3 separate regions of the Homo sapiens genome follow, and regions 2 and 3 are each linked to region 1. A link is a loop called in an ENCODE intact Hi-C map of the cell type or tissue named here. Cell type or tissue: heart left ventricle. All regions are shown on one strand.

Region 1 (8,000 bases):
AGCCTCCCGAGTAGCTGGGATTACAGGTGTACATCACCACACCTGGCTAATTTTTGTATTTTTAGTAGAGACGGGGTTTTGCCATGTTGGCCAGGCTGGTCTCGAACTCCTGACCTCAGGTGATCCGCCCGCCTCGGCCTCCCAAAGTGCTGGGATTACAGGCATGGGCCACTGCACCCATCCAAAAACTACACTATTGTGTGTATCACTGAACAATGGAAAAGGCGGTTATTAAAGGACTCCAGGGAAGGGTGGAGTTCAGATGAAATGTAAATAAAGTCCTGTTTTGATGGTAAAGCAGGGCTGAGTGTCAAGGAGTCAGTCACCAGCAGGCCAGCCTGTGAATCAGACCCAGGGCCCGCTTCCTGGGAAACCATTAATATGGAGTAGAAAGTTGACAGACACTGTATCTGAAGCTCTCTACCTCAGGTGGAAACAGACTCTTCTCTTGGTCAAAATGACTTACACTCTCCAGGCAAGAGGGATAGGGGTTCATAATTACCGACGTAACTACTTCAAACAGCAAAGTTTTCTTTCTTGTTTTTTCTTTTGAGACAGACTCTTGCTCTGTGGCCCAGGCTGGAGTGCAGTGGCGCAATCTCGGCTCACTGCAAGCTCCGCCTCCCGGGTTCACGCCATTCTCCTGCCTCAGCCTCCCGAGTAGCTGGGACTACAGGCACCCGCCATCGCGCCCAGCTAATTTTTTTTTGTATTTTTAGTAGAGACGGGGTTTCACCGTGTTAGCCAGGATGGTCTCGATCTCCTGACCTCGTGATCCGCCCGTCTCGGCCTCCCAAAGTGCTGGGATTACAGGTGTGAGCCACCGTTCCCGGCCCAAAGTTTTCTGATCTGTGATTTTAGAGAATAAAATTTCTCAGTGCAGTGATACTTGTCAGCCACAGGGTGTCCTCGGGAAACAGACTGTTTCCTAGTATCTGTGTCTGTATCCAGCCTTGGGAATGGCAGGGCAGATTTTCACTTTCCCAGTCTAAGCTAATTTTTACTTTCTCAGTGTCTTAGGGCATTAGACTCACTTCTCTCTCAGAACCCTGGTGAAGAAAGGGCCGCACATAGGGAGGGTGGCACTGCAGCAGAATATGGTGCCTCGGGAGGCATGGAGCCGGACTGGCGGGGATTTATCTAGTTATTAACCATCTGTTGGTTGGACCAGGAGGAGGCTGGAGGCAGGGGTGCCAGTGAGGGGGCCACCACAGAAAAGCAGGCATGCAGCGAGGGAGGGGCGTGAGGGACCTGTTTCCACAGCCACCGTCACAGTCACCTTTTGCATCCTCTTCAACTGCAGGTTTCTGGGGTAATTCAAGGCCATGCTTGTCATGTAGGAATCTTCCCCGGAGTTAGTTAGGTTAATGTTCAGGGTCAGCTCCTTTGTGAGACCCACCACCAACTCCTGCCTGCACAGGGTACAGATAAAAATGTTACAGTTTATTTCATCTGTAAAAACCTCAACGCAATACAATAGGACATTCACCGAGGCTAGAGCGTGGTGCTGTGGTGCAATGATCACGGCTCACCGCAGCCTCCACTTCCTGGGTTCAAGTGATCCTCCCACCTCAGCCTCCCGAGTAGCTGGGACTACAGGTGTTTACCACCATGCCCAGCTAATATTTTTCTTATTTTTATTTTTTTGAGACGGAGTTTCGTTCTTGTTGCCCAGGCTGGAGTGCAATGGCACGATCTCGGCTCACTGCAACCTCCACCTCCCAGGTTCAAGCAATTCTCCCGTCTCAGCCTCCTGAGTAGCTGGGATTACAGGCACGCGCCACCATGCCTGGCTAATTTTGTATTTTTATTAGGGACGGGGTTTCTCCACGTTGGTCAGGCTGGTCTCGAACTCCTGACCTCAGGTGATCCGCCTGCCTCGGCCTCCCAAAGTGCTGGGATTACAGGCGTGAGCCACCCAGCCTGGCCAATGTGCAGCTAATTTTTGTATTTTTTGTAGAGACAGGGTCTCGCCATGTGGAGGCGGGTCTTGAACTCCTGGGCTCAAGTGATCCACCTGCCTTGGCCTCCCACAGTGCTGGGATTACAGGTGTAAGCCACCGCACACAGCCCAGAATAGCACCTTCTTAAGTAACTTCTTAGATAAGTTGCCTAAGGAATACGTTTAGCTTAGACATTCTTCCTCTCAACATAAGCAAACAGCTGGACTGCCACGCCCATCTCAGTTGTTGCATGAGATGACGATAATAGCTGCCCTTTATTTAGTGCTTACCATGTGCCAAGGACTGCGTCTCACACGCTCAACCCTCATAGTAACCCTGTGAAATAGTACAGCTACTCTCCATTTTATAGAAGAGGAAACAGAAGCCAAGACAGGCTAATTACCTGTCATCCCAACACTTTGGGAGGCCGAGGCGGGTAGATCACCTGAGGTCAGGAGTTCAAGACCAGCCTGGCCAAGATGGTGAAACCCCGTCTCTACTAAAAATACAAAAAGTAGCCGGGTGTGGTGGCAGGTGCCTGTAATCCCAGCTACTCGGGAGGCTGAGACAGAGAATTGCTTGAACCCGGTAGGGGGAGTTTGCAGAGGGCTGAGATCACGCCACTATACTCCAGCCTGGGTGACAGCATGAGACTCCATCTCAAAAAAAGAAAAAAAAAATTAGCCAGGTGTGGTGCAGGCACTTGTAATCCCAGCTATTCAGGAGGCTGAGGCAGGAGAATTGCTTGAGCCCGGGAGGCAGAGGTTGCAGTGAGCCATGAGCACACTATTGCACTCCAGCCTGGGCAACAAGAGTGAAACTCTGTCTCAAAATAAATAAATAAATAAATAAAAGGCTAATTAAATGCCTGGAGTCTAGTAGTCCAAAGAATTGAGAGAATTGTACCCAAATCCTCTTTCTACCACCAATTCACTGTGACCCTAGGTGAGGTACTCTATGACACAAATTCATCCATGCCACAATATTTATGGGGCACTGCTGTGCACTGGAGAACAGTGTGCATAAGACATACTGTCCTACCCCGTTTCTTGGCCTCAGCTTCCTACCCACAAAATCATTCAGACCCTTCCCATTAAAAGGCTGTGGTTTAAGACATGGGTCCACATGTCCTGGAAAAGAGGGTCCTGGGGATGTGTGAAAGGGTCCTCCAGAATGCTGAGGTATCACAGGGACCCAGAGTGCAGAACCACTCTCAGTAGCTGAGATTGACAGAAAAACATATTAGCAATACCGAGAAAACTGTTTTCCATCTGAAATGTCCAAAGATGAGATGTGCAGATCTAGGAAGTATGGCCTCCCAAAGTGCTGGGATTACAGGCGTGAGCCACCACGCCCGGCCTAGGAAGTAATGTGAGGTGTGTTTTGTTCCCATTGTTTGGTTTTGGTTTGGTTTTTATCCCAGCTGAGAAGAGGCTGGATTGACTGGAGGGAGAGACAGGAAGCAGAGACAGAGCCTGCTGTCTCCACCCGAGAGATGATACATGCCTGAAATAAGGAAACAGTAGTGGATGCCTGGACACGGTGGCTCACGCCTGTAATCCCAGCACTTTGGGAGGTGAGGCAGGTGGATCACTTGAGGCCAAGAGTTCAAGACCAGCCTGGCCAACATGGTAAAACCCCGTCTCTACTAAAAATACAAAAATTAGCTGAGTGTGGTCACGTGCGCCTGTGATCCCAGCTACACAGGAGGCTGAGGCAGGAGAAGCACTTGAAGCCGGGAGGCGGAGGTTGCAGTGAGCCAAGATCGCGCCACTGCACTCCTGCCTGGGTGACAGAGTGAGACCCTGTCTCAAAAGAAGAAGAAGAAGAAAAAAGACAACAGTAGTGGAGAAGGAAAGAAGTCAGAGACAGTAAAGCAAATGAAACGAAAAAGAGGCAGGGGAGGGGGGACAGAGGAGTTAAGGGCAAGTTCTGAGTTTCTAGCTCAGGTGGCTGAGTGGTGCCGGTGGCTGAGTGGTGCCGGTGGCTGAGTGGTGCCATTGACTGAGGGAGGTAACATGGGAGGAAGACCCAAGGGTGGAAGAAGATGCGTTCAATCGGGGACATGACAAGAGGTGCATATAGGATAACAAAGCAGAGATGCTGACATGTCAGCTGGACACACATCTTAGAGCTCAGGCGTGAGACCTCAGTGTCATCAGAATATTAACAGCGTTGCCTAATCTGAGGCCTAGGGACCGTCTCAGAGGGCCCGGAATGCCAAAATTTATGTATGCACATGTGATCTTCTAAGGAGAGGGGTCTGTAGTCTTCATTAGATTCTTTTGGGGATCTATGTCCTCAGGTCAAAAACCACTGAGACAGCTGGACACCGACGACCAGGCTCACTAGCGTTTTTGAAAGAGAAGCGTTTGCTTGCTATGTACACTAGGGGGCGATGTAGGGCAAGCCATGCGTGCTGTATCTCTACTACCCCCAGTAGCTGGCTGGGAGGTTGGTTCTTGGCTGTAATTAATTCCCTGCTGGAAACAGCTGTGCCTGCTTGTTAGCCTGGATTCCAGAGCATTTGAAAGTCTTCAATTGGTCCTGCAAATGTCTATGAAAGGGCTGACCAGGACTTGGGGAACTGCGTTCTTCCCCATATACGGCAACTCCAGCCAGCTGGCCAACAGAATCACAATACATACACAACACTAGTCGCCAAGGACGCTTGTTTGTTTTGTTTTGTTACCCTCCCCCCCTCCCCGTTTTTGGAGTCTTGCTCTGTCACCCAGGCTGGAGTGCAGTGGAGCGATCTCGGCTCACTGCACCCTCCGCCTCCCGAGTTTGAGCGATTCTCCTGCCTCAGCCTGCCCAGTAGCTGTGATTACAGGCGCCCACCACCATGCCCAGCTAATTTTTGTATTTTTAGTAGAGACGGGGTTTTACCATGTTGACCAGGCTTGTCTCAAACTCCTGACCTCATGATCCGCCTACCTCTGCCTCCCAAAGTGCTGGGATTACAGGCATGAGCCACCGCGCCCGGCCTGGGGGGCATTCTAAGACCACTACATGTCTAAACCCACACTCATGTGCTTGGCAACACTGTCATTCTGGAATTCAGTGTGGTCCAATAGAACGTCTGCAGCGATGGAGACAGGCGGTATCTGCGCTGCCCAACACCACCAGCCACAGGCGGCCACTGAGTCTTTGAAGTGTGGCTAATGTGACTGAGGAACAAAATGTTTCATTGTGATTAATTTTAACTCATGTACATGTAAACAGCTAAGCGTGGCTGGTGTGTTGGACAGTGCAGTGCCGCATGCTGGGGCTGTGGCCCTCTTTCCTCCCTCCGCCTCCATTCTGTCAGCACGTGCTACGTATGAGCTGTCACTTTAAACTGTTACTCCCGTCATGGCCCAGCCCACACCGCCTCTCACCTGAGTGGTTACAAAGGGAGCAAGTGCCGCTTCTCTTCTCAGCTAAGCAGCAAGAAGGATCCTGCTAAGCTGCATGAGTGTGTCACTCCTCTGACTTCCCAGCTCACAGCAAAAGCCCTTCTGAGGGCTTAAGAAGCCCCATGGCCTCTTCCCCCTTCCTCCCCTTCCCTCATTACACCCCGCCCCACTCCACTGCAGCCACTAGCTCCTCACCCTGCCCCCCACCCACCAGGCAGGCTTCCAACCCAGGGTACCTGCAGCTGCTCTTCCCTTAGACACCCAACCACATAGCTCGTTCCCCTACCTCCTCCAGTGTGTGCCAAAGTGTCACCCTCCGTGACCACCCCATTGAAAACTTCAGCATCAGCTGCCACCCAACACTCCTTCCCACCTTCCCTGTGTCTTCAACGTTCATCTCATCAACATGGAATTTACCTACTTACCATCTTCTCCCCCTAAGAGCACCAGGAGGGCAGGGATTTTTGTCTGTGTTGTTCACAGAAGTATCCCCAGCACCTAGAGTGCTTGGCACAAAGTAGATGGTCCAGAAATATTTGATTGATTAGTTAATTTGGCCAAGAGGTGGGCCGGGAAAGAGGTTACCTCTAACTGAGGTAGAGGTCAGCCTGGCTGTGAAGAACGCTGGGTTCTGAATATAGCATTGTCCGGGATGTCAAGAGACCCAGGTTCAAGTCCACCAAATGGCCTATGCAGGGCCCTCGGCGACTGAGTCTGCTTCCTAATCTAGAAAGTGGGAAGACAGATCTCTGTCTTGCCTCCCTTCTGGGGTAGCTGAGGACATATTGAGATAATAAGTGCAGAAGCCATTTGTGGGCCACGGGGAGAGGGGAAGGGGATGTGCAGGGTGTCCTAATGAAGGAATTGCCCAGGCAAGCGTTCGGGAGAAGGTTAATCGAGGAAACTGACGGCTATGTCCAACTCACTGAGAGACGGTGGTGGCCAACTGTAATTCTGCGACACAAAACAGCTTATTCTTGCAGGCCTTCTCATAGGGCAGCTGTAACCAGACAGAGAGTCCCGATCAGCCCAGGCTCCGCCTTCCCCAGCAGCCCTGCCTCCGGCTCTTCTCCTTATAGGAAGTTTTGGGCTGTGCCTCCTGCTCACCCTGAGAAGTGCAGTTACAGGGAGGTGAGGGGTGCAGGCTGGGATTGTCCCCGAAGAGCAGGGACTGTGACATTCCTGGGTGACATTCCTGGATCTGTCCTATAACATGGGCACACTGTGACCCAGTCCTTTGACCAAGGTAAAAACTGGGGTGACCTTCACGGAATGTTAGGGGTGCCCATGACATTTACATCATGCGAATTCAGCAGCAACACACAGCTCACGACTTTGAGCATTCAGGGAGCAGACACCTACGCGAAGAGAAGCTTCCTTAGTCCTTTCGGATATAGGCAGAACAGCCCGGGCAGGAGTGGGGGATGCCTAGCCAAATATCGTCAAGGTCCAGGCCTTGGAGGTTCCTTCCTCATGGCTAGTCATCTGTTTTTTCGGTTGTTTGTTTGTTTGTTTTCAGATGGAGTCTCGCTCTGTCATCCAGGCTGGAGTGCAATGGCGCGATCTCGGCTCACTGCCATCTCTGCCTCCCGGATTCAAGCGATTCTCCTGCCTCAGCCTCCCAAGTAGCTGGGATTACAGGCATGTGCCACCACGCCTGGCTAACTTTGTATTTTTATTAGAGAAAGGGTTTCGCCATGTTGACCAGGTTGGTCTCAAACTCCTGACCTCAGGTCATCCACCCACCTTGGCCTTCCAAAGTGTTGGGATTACAGGTGTGAGCCACCGCGCCCGGCCTGGCTAGTCGTCTCTGTAAGCTAACTATTTCCCTTGCCTACACATAATCGACTAATTCTGAAAGCCACATTTCAAAAGGCCCCATGGAGGTTGAAAAGCTCCAGTTCGTGTTTTTAAAAATTCCAGTGTTCTAAAGTAGCTGGGTCTGTTTTTGTATTATGAAGGAAGGCAGCCAGCTCCTCGGCTGGAGAGCCTCTGCACTTCGCACTTCTCTCCCGGTGGCCACCTCGGCAGCTGTCTGCAGGTCTGTTCCCACGGCCTAGAGGGGGAATGACAGCCCAGGGCTTGAAAGGGAACTTTCTACTTCCTGCGGAAGGGGGATGCCATTTGCAGAAGTCAAAGCGTGGCGCTCTCTCTAAGTGGGTCAACAGTTTCATGCAGGGTTTTTTGTTGTATTTTTTTTTTTTTTTTTTTTTTTTTGAGACGGAGTCTCGCTCTGTCGCCCAGGCTGGAGTGCAGTGGCGCAATCTCCGCTCACTGCAAGCTCCGCCTCCCGGGTTCACGCCATTCTCCTGCCTCAGACTCCCGAGTAGCTGGGACTACAGCTGCCCGCCACCACGCCCAGCTAATTTTTTTTTTTTTTTTGTATTTTTAGTAGAGACGGGGTTTCACTGTGTTAGCCAGGATGGTCTCGATCTCCTGACCTCATGATCCGCCAGCCTCGGCCTCCCAAAGTGCTGGGATTACAGGCGTGAGCCCCCGCGCCCGGCCTTTTGTTGTATTTTTAATATAGCCACATAGCCTGATCTCTTCCACCCAGCCCCAGTGAAAGAGAATGGGGTTAAGCCATCTAAACTCCCAGCCAGAACGCACTCTCTGGTAACACCGATGTGCCTAATACCACGTGGTTTTTTCCTCACCC
Region 2 (8,000 bases), 340 kb after region 1:
GATGGTGAGGAGAAGGTTATCAGCAAAGGAAGCCTAGTGGGGTGATGCTACGAAGGCGCTGCAAGCTAGCTAAAGGTAATAGTTAATACCTACAGCTTCCTCCTTGGTTATTACTACATTCAAGAACTTAAACATCTGTGGTTTTAATTGGAATTTCTTAGAATGTTAGAGCGAATCACCCTTAAACCAATTTTACAGATAAAGAAACTGAGGTGCAGAAAGGTCGTCTGATTAACCTGAAGCTGCACAACTTTTGAGTTTTTGCACTGGGACCAGGACCCAAGTTAAGGTTTCTTTCCATTAAATTTCTCAGCAGTTTTCCATGAGAATTCTGGATAAAGATAATTTACCTGCTAATTTTGCAACTCAAGGTTAGGTGCCACACATTATAATCTGCTAACCATAAAGTGGCCATGAATCTTTTAATAGGCAAAGTAGAACCAACAAGATGATGTTTACAGTTATAGAAATGTGTTTATATTTTAAAATATTTTAAATGTTCACTTAAGATAGGCTTTCTTAAAACTTAGCAATTAGCCTTCAGATCAAAAATATTCCCTGTAATAAAGTTACCATATTTTTGCAGCTTCTCATATAAATCTGGAGTGCGATACACCAGAGCAGCAAAGGTGGCGTTCACAGCTTGATCAATAGTGGAACCAGCAACTATATCTGTCTTTGGGGCCTGTTTTCTACATGCCTGTATGAATCCTTTGAAAAGTTCTGAATATGGCCCACAGAAGTTCTGAGCAGGCTCTGACTGGGCAAAATCAAGAAGAAAATGGCGGCAGGGGTCGTCAGGAATGTTCTTAACCTGGAAACAAAAAATAAACCCATCACATTTAACACATTCATTCAAAAAATAAAATTTATTGAGCAAACTATTAGGCCAAAGCAGAAGTATAAAACACAGTGAACACTCTCCGGAAGTTTAAATCTATTTTAGGAAGACCAGACAGAGATATGAGTTAAAAAAAGATAAACATAAATAAAACATTAAAAGCATTAGAACTAGCATTCCCGTAAAGCAAAAGATTATCAAGTGCCAAATGCCTAGAAGGGATACCCAGTGCTGAGAATTCAAAGGAGAGAGATCCTGGTAGGTTAAAGTAATTAAGAAAAGCCTCCTGGAGGATATGGGCTTTGGCCTGGACCCTGAAGGATTGGCAGATTTGGCTCTGAGGAACATAACCATTAGCAGAGGTTACGAGTCAGTGGGGAGACTGACCTGGCCTGAAGTCTCAGCTGGGGAGTGATGGGAACTAGAGTCAGATAGGTAAGGTGAAAGGAGACTGCAGAGAGCCTTGACTGTCACATTGAGGAGTTAGACTTCACCCTGTGGGCAATGGGGAGCCATTAATGGTGCTTGGCAGTGGAATGACAAGATAATGCAGTGATTATAAAAAAAACTTGGTAGGTACGAATGTCATAAGGCAGGTGCAAATGAGGGCCCGGATAAAGATGCAGACAGAGGAAAGGACAGAGATGAACATCATGAGGAAGAATCCACAGGACCTGCAAGCTGACTGGACAGGAATGGGGAGACAGGTGAGGACAGGGGATGCTAGGGAGCAGTGGCTTCAGGCCTGGGGAACACTGACCACCACAGAAGTGACCGGTCTTTGGTTTTACACTTCTGAGTTAAGGGGAGTCAGGACATTTAAATGGAAATGCCTCACAGGAAGATGGAAACAGGTACTTGGAGCGGGGAGAAAACCAGACCTGGAGACTGATATTAGGAATTAGGGCCACAATGTTTGACAGGAGAAGAAAGTGGAGAGGATGAAGTCTTGGTGGGCTGTGGGGAAGGGAAGAAAGCCTGAATAAAGCCTACCCTTTAGGGAAGGAGGAATATGAAAAGTCAATGAAGGAGGCAAGTGGGCAGTCAGATGTAAGAGAAGACAGCGGACTAGCATGGATCCAAAGAAGAGAGGGTCTGAAGGAGCCAAATTTAACAGAGGCAAGGAGAACAGAAGCTGAGGAAGAGCCACTGGATTTGGCAATTAACTACTGAATAACGTGGGGCAGGGCAGGGAGGGGAAGGAAGAAAAGTAGAATACAGAAATAGAGGGAAGGAGAGGTGAAAAATAAAGACAGGGCAAACTTTTTAGTTTTTAAAATCTTATACACCTAAATCATGTGCTGTAATTCTAAGGAGAACAAAAGGTATAGCACAAATCATTGCTCTAAAGCTTGACTCAGTAGGCACTAGAAGTACACTCAATTGTTTGCCTGATAACTCCATCAACAGAGATTTACTGAGCACCTCCTACATTTCACCCAAGTCACGCATTCAGTATTTCTGAACACCTATTGCGCACTGGCCCCTGTGGGACACGGTGGCGTTAACAAGTTAACAAGGTATAGTTTCTGGCCTCAAGGAGCTAACTGCTTAATACGGGTAGTAAGATAGAAACACAAGTGTTTATAACTTAAAGTAATAAATACTTGCAGGCAGTTTCCAGTCTAAATAGAAAGAAAACGGAAGAGTAAATACCTCCTTACTATTCCGGTGTGGGTGAGTGGGCCAGCTTGCTTCTAATTCCAACTCTGGACAAACCTGATGCCTGAAGACAGGTTTCCACAGTGGGGAGCTTAGGACTAATGCCATTTTTGCCTGAGGTACTACCATGTTACTTCCTAACTCTAGAAAGAGAAGAAGACATATGACAGTTCTATTTTTGCCTTAATATATTGAGAATCTTTGAAATGAGAAAGAAAAGGTTAAAAAAAACCATGGATACTATTAAAACTTAGAGAAAGTTTACCCACATACCAGAATGTAATTGTGATACTTTGTAAACACATACCACAGATTAAGCTAAACCACCAAGTCCTGAAATACTGCTGCTCTGTGGAACAACTTCAGTTACAAGGTACCTTGGAAATGACTAATCTGTTTATAGTAAGCTGAAAATAGGATATGAACCATTTCTGGCATATAACACGAGGCCATTCAGGAACATTTAATTATGGAAAAACATTCACAATTTGTAAACTTAATTCTGTAGCAAATAATAAATATCCAGCATAGATGTGTTTAGAATAGGCAAAGAGAAAAGAATAGGTGGAAATAAAAATGCTAATAGCTATTTCTTTCTTTCTTGGAGAAATATTAAAAAAATCAGTTACTTCTGAGTGTTAGGATTAAGGATGATTCTATTTTCCTTTGTTTTTTTCCACTATGTAATTTTTCTATATTTTACTTCTAAAACTGGAAAAACTCAAGAAATGATCAAGAAATAAAATACAGTAGAAAGTTTTATTCTGTAATTCTTGTTCCCTGGAAGAATTAAATAAACAATTATACTGAACACATCTTTTTCCTTTTGTTTTAAGAGACAAGAGTCTCTCTCTGTTACCCAGACTGGAGTGCAGCAGTATGATCACAGCTCACTGCATGCAGCCTCTAACTCCTGGGCTCAAGTGATCCTCCTGCCTCAGCCTCCCAAGTAGCTGAGACAAAAGGCATATGCCACCACACCTGGCTAATTTTTACATTTTTTTTGGTAAAGATAGGGATCTCACTATGCTGCCCAGGCTGGTTTCAAACTCCTGGGATCAAGAAATCCTCCCACCTTGGCCTCCTAAAGTGCTGGGATTACCAGCATGAGCCACCTTGCTCAGCCCTGAATGAATCACTTTAAAACAAAATCCATAGTCACATATCTACATATATTTACATAAATATTCACATATTTAAAGGATATGCAATCAACTTATTCTATACTCCTGCCTTTTGGTTGGACTATACCTACACCTACTTGCAAAAAAATGACAATGTTGCCAAAAAAAAAAGCTGTTATCCTCCATAGACAGAGAACCCATGGCAGCCTTCCTGCTATGTTCCAAAGTCTAAGGCAAAAAGCTTCGTGACAATGGTATTGAGTGGACACTTTATTCTTTCGGTTTAAAGGAAACTGAAAAGGCGTATTATTAACCCCCTGCCATTACGTGGAAACGACCTACAAGAGGGCAAGCGCGCATCTTGCACTTCACCGTGGTTGTAAGAAGGGAAAGCACAGGGATGTGCACTTACGGCGCACAGACTTGAGCGCCATGCACTGGGAAGCCAGGCGTCCCATCAGCCGGGAGACGAGGAGCTGTAAATCCAGCCCCCAAGACACGGCAACATCGGGCAGCCCACAGGCAGTGACAGTGAATTTGTAGCCCCATTCGTTGTGACTGCTGTCAGAGTGAAAGAGGAACTGCAACCGAGGACCGGCCTTGAAGGTCACTTTCTAGAGACAAACAGAAATCATGTGGTCAGACAGATTAGAGGAGGAGTGCTTCAGAAATCAGCATGCTCTTCATGACGAGAAACATCTCAGTTTAAAATTGATCTCTATTTCCACATGTCCAAAATGACTAACGGAGAAATGTACAAAGGGGTGACGGAAACAGACCATTCACAGCCACACCCCATGAAGAAGGAGAGTTGGCAGAATACTGCTGCTCAGCTTTCTACACCTGGGGTGACCATCTGTCCACTACCGACTCAGCCAGTGGTCACATTTCCATGCCTCTGCTCCTGCCAAGACCACTGACCATGGAGAGAAGGTCAACAGTCTGAGGCAGTACTAAACCTCCAGCCCAAGAGCTCAAGCAGCTCTAACTGTGAGGCAGACTCTTGGCTTCCATCACATGGTCTGGGCCATCCTCCTAGACCCACCAGCACTTCTTGCTAAGGATGAAGGCTCTTCATTTACTCTAGACAACGCTGTCTGCTGCAACTACTCAACTCTGCCACTGCAGTGCCAAAGCAGCTATAAATGATAAACAGGCATGGCTGTGTTCCAAAAAAATTTGTTTACAAAACAGGTGACAGACTATAGCTGGTCAAACTCTGATATAAATCCTTCCTTTCACAAACGTGTAACATAAATGCCTCCCTTCAAAGACCTTACCTCTACTGCCCCCTGAAGGCTGACAAAAGGAAAAGCATTGGTGCAGAAGTAGGTACCTCTTTCTGGGACTATCACTCACCTTGGGCCATTTATCAGTGCCAACTTTTGTGTCATAGCGTGTTTTCCGACCTCTAGCGTCGGTAAATTCCAGATAATCATACCTGTGAAGGCATAACCTCTATTAGCTTCCTTCTCTCATTGCTGACCTATTAGCGCTTGGGGGTGAAAGAATATAGAAGTCTTACCTTTTTTCAGTTTCACACCTGTCATCGAATTCCACTTCAAAATAGGTTGCCCCTGGGCTAACAAAGACGGATACCTCATGGCAATTATTTTCATAGTTGTGGGCAGATTCCTTCGTCCACGTATGTAACACCACAGGCTGTTCCTGTTGCCAGGTCTCAACATCCAGCTATGATAACAAATGAGCCAGGGGAAAGAAAGGTTCTATCACTAGACACCTAGCCACATGCAGCAGACTGTTTCTCTATCAGTGCTCCAGGCAGATGGCCTTGACAGCCCTGCACAAACCAGCAGGCAGGCTCGAAGACAAACCTGACATTCCCATCTTCACACAGATCAACACACGTCCACCACGCAGCCGAGGAGATGTGCTTTTATTACACACAAAAACTCCATGACCAGCTTGTACCTTTTCGCTATGACAGAACTACTTACAAATCATTACCAGTGTGAATTCCCAGTGGAAAAAGTACTGAATGAGGAGTTTAAAGACCTCACATTCCTACCTGGGACACTGGCAAATCTGGATCTACTCTCCCTTCCTCTCCTACCCTTTTCTTTTGAGCGGGGGGTTGGGGGGGGGCCTTTGGTTTTTTACCTGTTAAATATAAATGCCTTTTCTACTGCCACAGAGTTGTGCTCTGTGGCACACAAAAGACACACAAGAAGAAGCTCACACAAGACAGTGATTAAACGTTATGTATGTATAATTAAGTAAGGGAGAAATTTCTTCTAAAGACAAAATGTAATTTGCCTTTCAACATACATTTTCTCTTCTAGACTTCAATTTTGTCACTCACTTACATGGTTTTTATATAACTTCATCAACTATAAAATGATGAGATTCATCTCTACAGCTTTTTCTGCGTCTCCTTTCTTTTTTTTTTTTGAGACGGAGTCTCGCTCTGTGGCCCAGGCGGGAGTGCAGTGGCGCAATCTCGGCTCACTGCAAGCTCCGCCTCCCGGGTTCACGCCATTCTCCTGCCTCAGCCTCCCGAGTAGCTGGGACTACAGGCGCCCACCATCACGCCCGGCTAATTTTTTTTGTATTTTTAGTAGAGACGGGGTTTCACCGTGTTAGCCAGGATGGTCTCGATCTCCTGACCTCGTGATCCGCCCGCCTCGGCCTCCCAAAGTGCTGGGATTACAAGCGTGAGCCACTGCGCCCGGCCTCTGCGTCTCCTTTCTAATGCTGACCAGGCCACATCGACTTGGACTGACATTCACCCTTGTTGGCAAGCCCACTGATAAAATCAAGGGAGCCTTCTAGAGGCTGCTCAGCTGTGCCTATCTGCAGTCCGTGGTCCACTTCACTAAGTGTGTCCCATCACTCCTGAGAGAGAACACGGGGCGGCTCAAGTGCTGACTCGAGTTACCTTCCTCAGTCCTCCTTCGGGGCCACTACAGAGCTTCTTCAGGAGTTCTGTGAGGACGCTGAACTCTCTCAAGAGCACGCAGTGTGGGATGTCTAAAGTGCAGAAGTCCAGCAGGAAGATAACCTAATGGAAGATGGATGAAGCACTCAGCGTCCACCTTAGGCTGGGCCTGGGGATGCAGACCCCCAACCCCCTTCCGGTTCTTTACAAATAGCTGCTAGTTTTTCTTACCAGTTGACGAGCTGCCATTGAAAACACTGAGTTACATAATCTTTCTACTATGGTTTTTCCACTGTACTGTGAGAAAAGGGATTCCAAAATCGCTCTCATGCTTGCCAGAAACTGGCCCACATCTACCGAAACAAAGAAAATAATTAATATATTATATAGTAGAAATGTCACATGCTTGGTTATCACCACAGACAAGAATAAAGAGACTCCAGAAGCTGCAGAGGGGGTTCCACAGCGAAGACCACAAGGCCAGCAAGTGCCGTCCTAATGCATTCCTCCTGGAGGAAGAAGCAGTGCGAATTTCAGTACAAGACTCACTTTTAAAGGGATTTTTTTTTGTCTTTTGATGAAGTAGAGGAGCACTTGTAGAAGTGAAATTCCATGCCTGACTAACCCAGCTGTCAGCCTCTCCTTTTCCTTCTGTTTACAATGAGCCCGTGCATTAGGTGTACCAATCTAACAGGCCAAGCTCTAGGTGGCAGGACCCAATATAAGTGTTTTCGTCACAGCTGCTGGGACCAAGTTTGATGGAACTACATTTTCCACGTATAATTTGTCAGCACCCGTTGGGTTTCATATAATTTTCTGTGAGTTTACAGAACATGAATCTAATTATTCTCGGTAATCAGCAATGGTCACAATGCTCATACACCTTAGATTTCTAAAATTCAAGACTTTCATTTTTAGATGACTTGATTAAAACAGGGATAGACTCTCCTGAAGAGCGAGACATCACGTAAGAGTGCTATATGATTGCAAAAGCAATATTTAGGCTGTGAAATGATCTAATTCTACAATAAAAATACTTAGGCATACCACCACACTCAGAGAGTAAACTCTAGACAAAAAGACATGCTGTTGAATTCTATTTTAATTAGACCAAACCAGTCCAAGAATCTGAATCGTAATGAAGAAAGCCATATGCACACTCATTGCATGAGTTACTAAAGAAGAGAACACTCAGAGTCAAAACCCAAACGCCATCTGTTTTCATGGATTTTATATTGAAACTCACATTTTTCAATAAGGTCCACGGCAAGATCTTTGGCTCCAGAGTCCGTGCTCTTCAGCTGCAGGTAGCACCAGGATAGCAGGCTGCCTTGGACGGACCAGAACAGGGAGAAGAGCACAGAGCCCACCTCCCCTGGGGCCCCACTGAGCATTAACAGCTCGCACTACAAGGGAGGAGACAAACAGAAAGTGTTCGTGACAAGGCCATTCACAGAGCATAGCCAAGGGCATC
Region 3 (8,000 bases), 270 kb after region 1:
AAAACAGTAAATTGGCCGGGTGTGGTGGCTTACACCTGTAATCCCAGCACTTTGGGAGGCCGAGGCGGGTGGATCATGAGATCAGGAGATCGAGACCATCCTGGCTAACATGGTGAAACCCCATCTCTACTAAAAAGACAAAAAATTAGCCAGGTGTGGTGGCAGGCACCTGTAATCCCAGCTACTCGGGAGACTGAGGCAGGAGAATCGCTTGAACCCGGGAGGTGGATGTTTCAGTGAGCCGAGATCGCGCCACTGCACTCCACCCTGGGTGACAGTGAGACTCGGTCTCAAACAAACAAACAAAACAAACAAACAAAAAACAGTAAATTAACTCACGGCTAGAAGATACCAGCCAACAGCTTGGGAAGCCTCACATGAAGAGAGAGTGAGAAGCCCTCTCCACTGGGGAATCAGAGGTGGTCAGTGGCCGCGAGGAAGAGGAGAGAGCCATCACCTGGTGCTTTAATTTTCGCCCTCACCTGCCTGAAAACCCAGGTGGAAGCAGGGCAGGAGAATGAGCGGAGGAGGAAGAGGAGGAAGAGGCAGGATGGAGGGCGGGAGAGAGAGGGAGCCGACATCTTTGAGTCCCTGGAATTTAGCTTTGCCTGGGGCTAGAGGCAACCCTCGGGCTTTTCGGTTTTGTAAGTCAATCCATTTCCGTGTTAAGTTAGTTTGGAGTGTCTTTAACTTGCAACTGAAGAAATCCCAACGAATCCTGGGACAGCGCCTCCAGATAGGAAGTCTAGAAGCTGGTTGGGCATGAGCAAAGCTACGTACGCCAAGAACCCCAAGAGAGAAGGAGAATTTGGTAATGGAGCAACTGGATGCCATCTGTGGCTTGACTGGACACTGTTGGAGGCCTTTTTATTTCTGGAATTTTTACATTTCCTTTCCATATACTGTCCATATTTAATGTCATGAGAAGAGAGCTGTGACATTATTTCAACCTACTGGAGCCAAATTGTTGCATAAAGTTGGGTCAGAAATACTTTCCGCTGAGGTGAGAGGACACCTTGCCACCTCCTGGAGATGGGTAGTTCTAGGGCTCAAACAATGGAATGAAGGAGTCAGACTGTCAGACTCCTGGCTTTCTGCTCCCACCGCCCCAGAGTGTTGGCTTGTCAGCCTCCAGCTGACATCTCGTCTCGGCACAAAGGGAGTGCGTAGGAGCAGGGCTCCTTCCCCAGAGCCTCTGGAGAATGCAGCCATAGAGCCGCCTTGTTACCAGAAAGGGGTCCCAATCCAGACCCCAGAGAGGGTTCTTGAATCTCATGCAAGAAAGAATTTGAGGTGAGTCCACAGAGTAAAGTGAAAACAAGTTTATTCGGAAAGAAATAAAGAATGGCTACTCCAAAGGCAGAGCAGCCTCGAGGTGCCCATTTTTATGGTTACTTCTTTTTATTTATTTGAGACAGTCTCACTCTGTTGCCCAGGCTGGAGTGCAGTAGCGTGATCTTGGCTCGCTGCAACCTCCGCCTCCTGGGTTCAAGTGATTCTGCTGCCTCAGCCTCCCGAGTAGCTGAGATTACAGGCACGCACCACCATGCCTGGCTAATTTTTGTATTTTTAGTAGAGACAGGGTTTCACCATGTTGGCCAGGCTGGTCTCAAACTCCTGACCTCGTGATCCATCTGCCTCAGCCTCCCAAAGTGCTGGAGTTATAGGCATGAGCCACCGTGCCTGGCCTATTTCTTGATTATATGCTAAATAGAGGTGTGTTATTCATGCTTCCCCTTTTTAGACCATATAGGGTTACTTCCTGACATTGACATGCCATTTGTAAACTGTCACAGCGCTGGTAGGAGTGTAGCAATGAGGACAACCAGAGGTCACTCTTGTGGCCATCTGGGTTTTGGTGTTTTGGCCAGCTTCTTTACTGCAACCTGTTTCATCAGCAGGGCCTCTATGACGTGTATCTTGTGCCGACCTCCTATCTCGTCCTGTGACTCAGAATGTCTAACCGTCTGGAAATGCAGCCAGTAGGTCTCAACCTTATTTTACCCAGCCCCTATTCAAAATGGAGTTGCTCTGGTTCAGACACCTCTGACGGCCTCACTGCAAGAAGGGCTGGGACACAGAAGCGAGCTTACTTGGGGTGGGCAGGGGGAGGGAGCAGGGAGGACTTAATCATGACTTTCCTCATGAGCTAGTAGAAAGTCCTACCTTTCTTGAGATTAAACTGTGTAGAGTCACCACCTGCAAAAAATTGGATTTTGTCAGCAGGGAAGGAGGGGAGGGGTAGGAGATGGCAGCTAGGGAAGCGACAGGGCCGTGTTTTATTTATTTTTATTTTTTGAGACAGAGTTTTGCTCTCGTTGCCCAGGCTGGAGTGCAATGGTGCCATCTCAGCTCACCGCAACCTCTGCCTCCCAGGTTCAAGCGATTCTCCTGCCTCAGCCCCCTGAGTTGCTGGGATTACAGGCATGCGCCACCAGGCCTGGCCAAGTTTGTATTTTTAGGAGAGACGGGGTTTCTCCATGTTGGTCAGGCTGGTCTCGAACTCCCGACCTCAGGTGATCCACCCACCTCGACCTCCCTAAGTGTTGGGATTACAGGCGTGAGCCACCACACCTGGCCAGGGCCGTGTTTTGACTTGGCTTCCGTCTGAGTGCCTGGGCTGCTCACTGGTGGTTCCGCATGAAGCCCCGGCGCTAGGTCTGTGGAGGGCATGTATTGAGCGGGTGAGCGCGCGCTGAGCGCCTCTGTGCTGCAGCCGTGGCTGGGGGCCGGGGCTCTCCACCCGCCTCCCGCGTGGTTCGAGGCTGACTTCCCACCGCTTCTGCCTCTCGATAAATGAGGCTCAGCTGGTGGAACCCTGTGTTTCTCTTCAGTTCTAAAAGCTTGGGCTCAACTTGCTTGGCTCTCTGTGGCCTTCTTCTTAGTCCGCTGGTGCTGGCTTAGTCACACTAGCCGGGCAGGGCTCAGATGGACGCGCCTGCTTTTCAGAGTGAAGCCCCAGTGTGCTCCGGACAAGGTGAGGCGGGGAGGGCATCAACATTTGCACCAGGTCCTAGAGATCGCCTCGGGAGCGGCACAGGCCTGGGAGCACCCAGTCCTGCTGAGTCTCAGGTTTCTCTCTGGGCTGAGGGATAGTGAGGGCTGAGGCTGGGTCCAGACCCTGCCTGGGGCTCCCCCGAAAGCAGTCTGGGGCTTTGGGGGATGTGTCAGACTCTGTCGGGCTGGAACAAATGGGCCTCAAAGGTTGGTTAAGTGCAGCCCCTGCCAAGAAGGCACGCTTCTGTAATTTGCCAGACAGTCCTCAGCCCCAGAATGCCTCTGGGAAGGAGACAGAGCAGCGCGTGGCAAAGCAGAGGCGGGGAGGAGGAGGAAGCGGGAGGCCCAGGTAAACCTCAGGCCACACTTGGGCCAGAGGCAGGGTCCAAAGGCCGGCGGGAAGGCAGCCAGTCCCAGGAAGGCAGCAGGCGCACTGCCTGGGGCCCTGCCTTCCTCCTCCGGGTTCCGCAGTGTCCTGCGGGCTACCAGAGAGGTCCACGGCGGGCGGTGGGGCCAGGGGAGCCTGGCCGAAGAGCAGAGGCCCCCACGGCGCCCTGTGTGTGGAAACCTCCGGATGGCCGCAGGGGGGTGGGGGGAGAACCAAAGCCCTGGGATCGCCGGGGGAGGGGCGGGGGCTTGGCTCGGGCTTGGGAGGAGGATGATCTGGAGGAAGGCCTACAGCAGCTTTCCATTCTTTCAGCCCTGAGCCCCCGAGTCTCCGCCTCGCATCCGTTCGGGCGCGGTGTAAACTCCACGCCTGAGCTCCACGAGACACGGCGGGGCGGAGGGAGGAGGGAGAGACCAGTCCACACACAGGCGTACCTTATTATATAGAATTTGTACAATATATTTCTTTTCGTTTGCATATTTTACCCACAGCTTAACATCCTTTTTACAGGCTGAACTCACTCAGGCTGATAGAATCAAAATTCTTTCAACCAAATAAGAAAAATTCAAAATCGTAAACCCGTAAGAAAACAAATTAAAAACGGTGATGAAAATACGTCACTCCTCTCGTTAGGAACAGTGTCTGTTTGTACAACAGGTATGCTCTGGAACAGGATTTCTTTACAGCGTAGGCACGTGTTTCCACCTTTGCTCTGCGGGCTTCGCCTCCTCCGGGCCTGGGGCTCCTGGAAAGCGCCGGGACGCGGCGGCTCTGGCTCGGCAGCGCCACCCGGTGGCCGGAGACAGAGGCGGCCGGGCCGAGCCGGGAGAGCAGCCGCGGGTGCGAGCGGACTCAGGCTTGTTTCCCGTGAACTGCAGCGAAGATCCCAGAACAGCAAGGGCAGTGGGCGGACAGGTGCTCTGGGGAGCCCAGCGTTTATTTACAGCTGATCTTCCTGACGGGAGGATGGAGTACAGCGGCGGCCACTGCCATAGGGGAGGTGACTCCGGCCCTACCGCCCGCTTTACTCGGAGTCTGGGGTGTGGAGGGGCGTGGGTGGCGCTATCTCGTCTACCTTCCAGGTTGGCTGTGAGTCTGAGCACGCAGCGGGGCCTCCCTCCCAAGCACTAAGACTTGTTTCCTGTGAGTCCCCTCTTGGGAAACTCCTTACTGGGAGGCCTCCTCGGGTCTGAGGGATGAAGAAGGTGGGGCCTTCTCTGGGGTGGTGCAGGCAGCTCCCAAAGCAAGGTAGGTTTGGCAAAGAGCAAAAGATGGGAAAAGGGTTTCTACGGAGCCAGCAGCACCTGCCTATTCAGGTCCCAAGCCACAGGAACCAGGCCAGGCCTTTCCACCAGGGCAATGGCCTCAGTCCTCAGGCCACCAAGTTCCAGGACCTGCCCCATGTGTTCCCGTCTCCCTTAAATCCCACCCTCCACCCGCCCCGGGATGGTTCTACCAGAACTCTGGGGCTTAGCTGAGAACCCAATTGTAGGGCTGTGAAGCCCGCTGCACCTTGGAGTCCTGACCCAGAAGGCGAAAGTGCTCTTATAGGAAGATGCTTCCAGACCTGCAGACTTGGGCCCTTGCAATCCAGATCCCTGCAGACCCTGCACAGAGGGATCTTCAGAGGCCACGGGGCACACTGGGCCATGGCAATGCTGACCTGGTCAAGCTTGGCCTTGGTGGTGGGGCCCCTTCTCTGGCTCTGGCACTGTGTGGTGGGACGTGCTTCGGCCCAGACACTGCCCCTAAAGGCATGCTCCAACCCCACGGGTCCCACTAAGGCCGGCACGCAGCCCACACGCCAGACTTGCTTCATGTTCCCAAGCGTGGCTCTGGAGGGAGAATCATCATCGGCACTCCAGGGCAAGACTAAACCCATCAAAAGAAAAATGTAAAACAGCACTGACTAGAACTAATGTCGTTATTGCTACAAGTGACAGCCAAACAGCCACGCAGAGTCCCAGAGGTGGGTATGACAGACTACCATGACTATCAAGCAGAAATAAAATTATGTGGGTTTTTACTCTTAAAATAAGATATCCTCTGATCATCTTCACGGTACATAAGCTCACGCGTGCTCCTCACATTCTGCTCCTTTCACAGAATGGTCAGTCCCCGGTCATGCCCTCGAGCCCCTCCAGGGAGACAGTGTGGTTCTGCTCTAAAAACGTGAGGTGGAAACTGAAATATGTCAAAACAACAACTGAGGAACTGCGGCTGTGCTGCCTGGTGCATGAGCAGACGTACAGGGGCGCCTGCCGGCTGTCCCCAAGGGCACTTGTTCTCCTCAAGGAGTTCTCTGGGAGGGTGCGGCCGTGCAGGGAGCTAGCTCGATGCCTGGTTCTGTACTGGATGCTTGGGGATCACTGGTGGCTAGGAGGGGCTCTCGCCAGTTTTGGTTTGGTGTGAAAAGCAAAGAGGTGCTCCCAGGCTGGGCAGCCACTGGGGGTCTTGCTGGAAAGGTGGATCTGGGTGGACTGTGCCTCCCTCTGAAGGCAAGTGCAGGCAGTTCCAGCTCCACGGAGACAGAAACCAGTTGAGAGAGGCCGCTTCCAAGTCTTCCCAGGCCCACGGCTCCTGCAGTGACAGCCTCTGGAGAAGGCTGGTCTCTGAACCTTCTTAAGGGCCCCCTGCCCACCCTTTCTGAGGCATTCTGCACTGCTTGGCTTATTTTCACCATGCTACAGCCTGTGCTTGTGTCCAGCCTACGCACGGGAGCTCTTGGAGACGTGGCTGCTTGGCATCCTAACTGGAGTGGTCAGCTCAAGGAGAGCTGGGCACTGGCGCTACAGGAGTTTTCCTGAATGAGGTTAGATGTCTGCTCTAAAATCCCTGTGGCAGATGAACTAGTCCCATGCACGCCCCACCAAGGGCTAACACTCCACATTCCAGAGGCGGGTGGCCTTGTTTGGGTAGTTGATGGCCAGGCTGATGGCAGCAATGTTCTGCAGAGCCTGTAGAGGGAAAAAGAGTTGTCGCCAATGTCGGGAGCCACTCCCTCATTCAGTGAGTGCTGATAAGACCCTCAGCTGAGCACTGAGGATGTGGGGACGGAGGAGGGGAACCAGATGTGTTCCCCTCCCCCACAGGCCTGCAGAGTGGAGAGAGAAAAAAAATGCTATTAAGAGCACATGAAAGCTCCAAATGTAGGTAGGAATCATCACTGCCCAGAGGGGCAGTCCCAGGGCGGAGGCTCAGAAGGCTGTCTGCAGAGGTCTGGGAAAACTCTCTGGGGAAAACAGTGCAAAGATGCAGGTGGGGAAGGGCAAGGCACTCACAGGAAACGAACAGCCAGTGCTGGGGACCAGAGGGAGTAGAGAAAACAGGGCCAGGAGGGCACTGAGATGCCCTGGAGGCGAGGCCAGGCCCGTCAGGCCTTCAGGGTCTGGGCAGCAAGAGGGTGGAGGTGGCAGAGGGAGGAAGAGGGGGTTGGCAGGGAGACGTGTCAGGGAGAAACGTCAGGACACTGGTGCAGTACACTCAACAGGCTGTGGGGGGGGTCAGAAGAGGGTAAGGAGGAAATGGAGACTGGACAGGGGCAGCAAGAGGGACCCGCCCACAGGCAAGCCGCCATGCTGAGCTTTGGGGCCAGGACGGGCAAATATCAAAATTTCGTTACATGATGTGATGAAACCTGGGGTGGCGGCGGCAATGCTGGTAGGTAGCTGTTGGGGGTAAGGGAGTTTCTACTCTGCCTACAGGTCTCGGGTGAATTCACACAAACTCTTCGGTATGGGCTGGGGGCATTTCCACTTCCGAGCGTACACGTCAAAGCCTACAACAGGAAAGAAGACCCTTTTCCTGCAAAAGGGCGGTGTGTTCGGAGACTACTTCCAAGGGACAGAGCGCCGCGCTCAGGCAGGGCTCTTGGCTGGGTGTCCCGGCTGGGTGTCCACCCACGGGTAACCCTGTGAGCCTCAGTGTCCCTAGCTGTCCTCCGGGGGGGTGGGGGTGTTGGGCCACACACGCGATGATATTCAAGGAGTCCAAGGTTCTCAAAATGTACTCTGGGGCCAGGCGACTCCCGAGACCCTTTTGGGGTCTGCAAGGTTCATTTTTGACTTTCCTTCTCCTGAGTATATGGTGGAGTGTTCCAGAGCCTGACGTGTGATCTGACTGACTGCAGAAGCAGACATGAGAACATGAGAATCCAGCTGTCTTCTACGAGGCCAGACATGAGAGGGGTCTGCAAGGATGGAACACAACAGCGCCACCCTCTGCAGGCATTCCTTTTTTCTTTTTTGGTCACCTATTTGTCCCAGAGCACTCAGTAATTACTTTGTTTTGAAAAGTTAGAGTCGTTTTTCACAAGACGTGTTATTCATGTTAACATGAAATGGGTTCACTACTTTAAAAAAATAAATTGATAAAGGTTTACACTTTTGCTTAATTTTTAAATTGAAAATCTCGTTTCTAATGGCACATATGGATATATGCATAATAGACATATCCAAAAGCTTTCTGAGCTCCTCAGTCAGTGAAAAGTGTGAAGCGTCCTGAGACCAAACAGCTGTCAGAAGAGGAGTTCCGCTACCAGAGAAGCAACTCACATCTAAAAATATGTGAAATCTAACTCCACGGAAACTTCAAGAATCAGCCAAACTAAATTTAA

The links. Peaks named below come from ENCODE experiments on the same cell type or tissue, not always from the same donor. Only the 100,000 strongest peaks of a DNase experiment are listed, where the experiment ranks them.
Region 2: a loop joins it to region 1, with 5 times the contacts of the local background. A loop is called at or near these places in 20 of 110 quality-filtered maps.
Region 3: it touches region 1 in a loop (2.8-fold over the local background); 36 of 110 quality-filtered maps call a loop at or near these places.

The regions. Positions count from the first base shown.
Region 1 is chr17:3,733,538-3,741,537 of GRCh38, forward strand. ITGAE (integrin subunit alpha E) reads right to left here. Exons shown (of 31, transcript NM_002208.5): 20 at 6,268-6,341; 21 at 1,280-1,412. Among named protein-coding and RNA genes, the nearest start is that of HASPIN, 14 kb to the left of the region's middle. RefSeq lists an enhancer at 4,258-4,552. In heart left ventricle, CTCF peaks have their summits at 909 and 4,343 (motif pointing right); a DNase peak (open chromatin) is centred at 4,334; H3K4me3 peaks cover 580 bases; H3K27ac peaks cover 262 bases; H3K27me3 peaks cover 807 bases.
Region 2 is chr17:4,070,111-4,078,110 of GRCh38, forward strand. It overlaps ZZEF1 (zinc finger ZZ-type and EF-hand domain containing 1), which reads right to left. Exons shown (of 55, transcript NM_015113.4): 19 at 7,773-7,932; 20 at 6,758-6,879; 21 at 6,527-6,649; 22 at 5,153-5,319; 23 at 4,987-5,068; 24 at 4,040-4,241; 25 at 2,498-2,646; 26 at 574-814. Among named protein-coding and RNA genes, the nearest start is that of ZZEF1, 69 kb to the right of the region's middle. In heart left ventricle, a CTCF peak has its summit at 4,922 (motif pointing left); no DNase peak of the experiment used is centred here; H3K27ac peaks cover 496 bases.
Region 3 is chr17:4,000,629-4,008,628 of GRCh38, forward strand. It overlaps ZZEF1 (zinc finger ZZ-type and EF-hand domain containing 1), which reads right to left. Exons shown (of 55, transcript NM_015113.4): 55 at 3,817-6,342. The coding sequence ends at 6,262. Among named protein-coding and RNA genes, the nearest start is that of LINC01975, 28 kb to the left of the region's middle. RefSeq lists silencers at 4,041-4,120, 4,221-4,300 and an enhancer at 6,467-7,434. In heart left ventricle, CTCF peaks have their summits at 4,175 (motif pointing left) and 7,606 (motif pointing left); DNase peaks (open chromatin) are centred at 2,678, 2,960, 3,693, 4,173 and 1 weaker place; H3K27ac peaks cover 926 bases.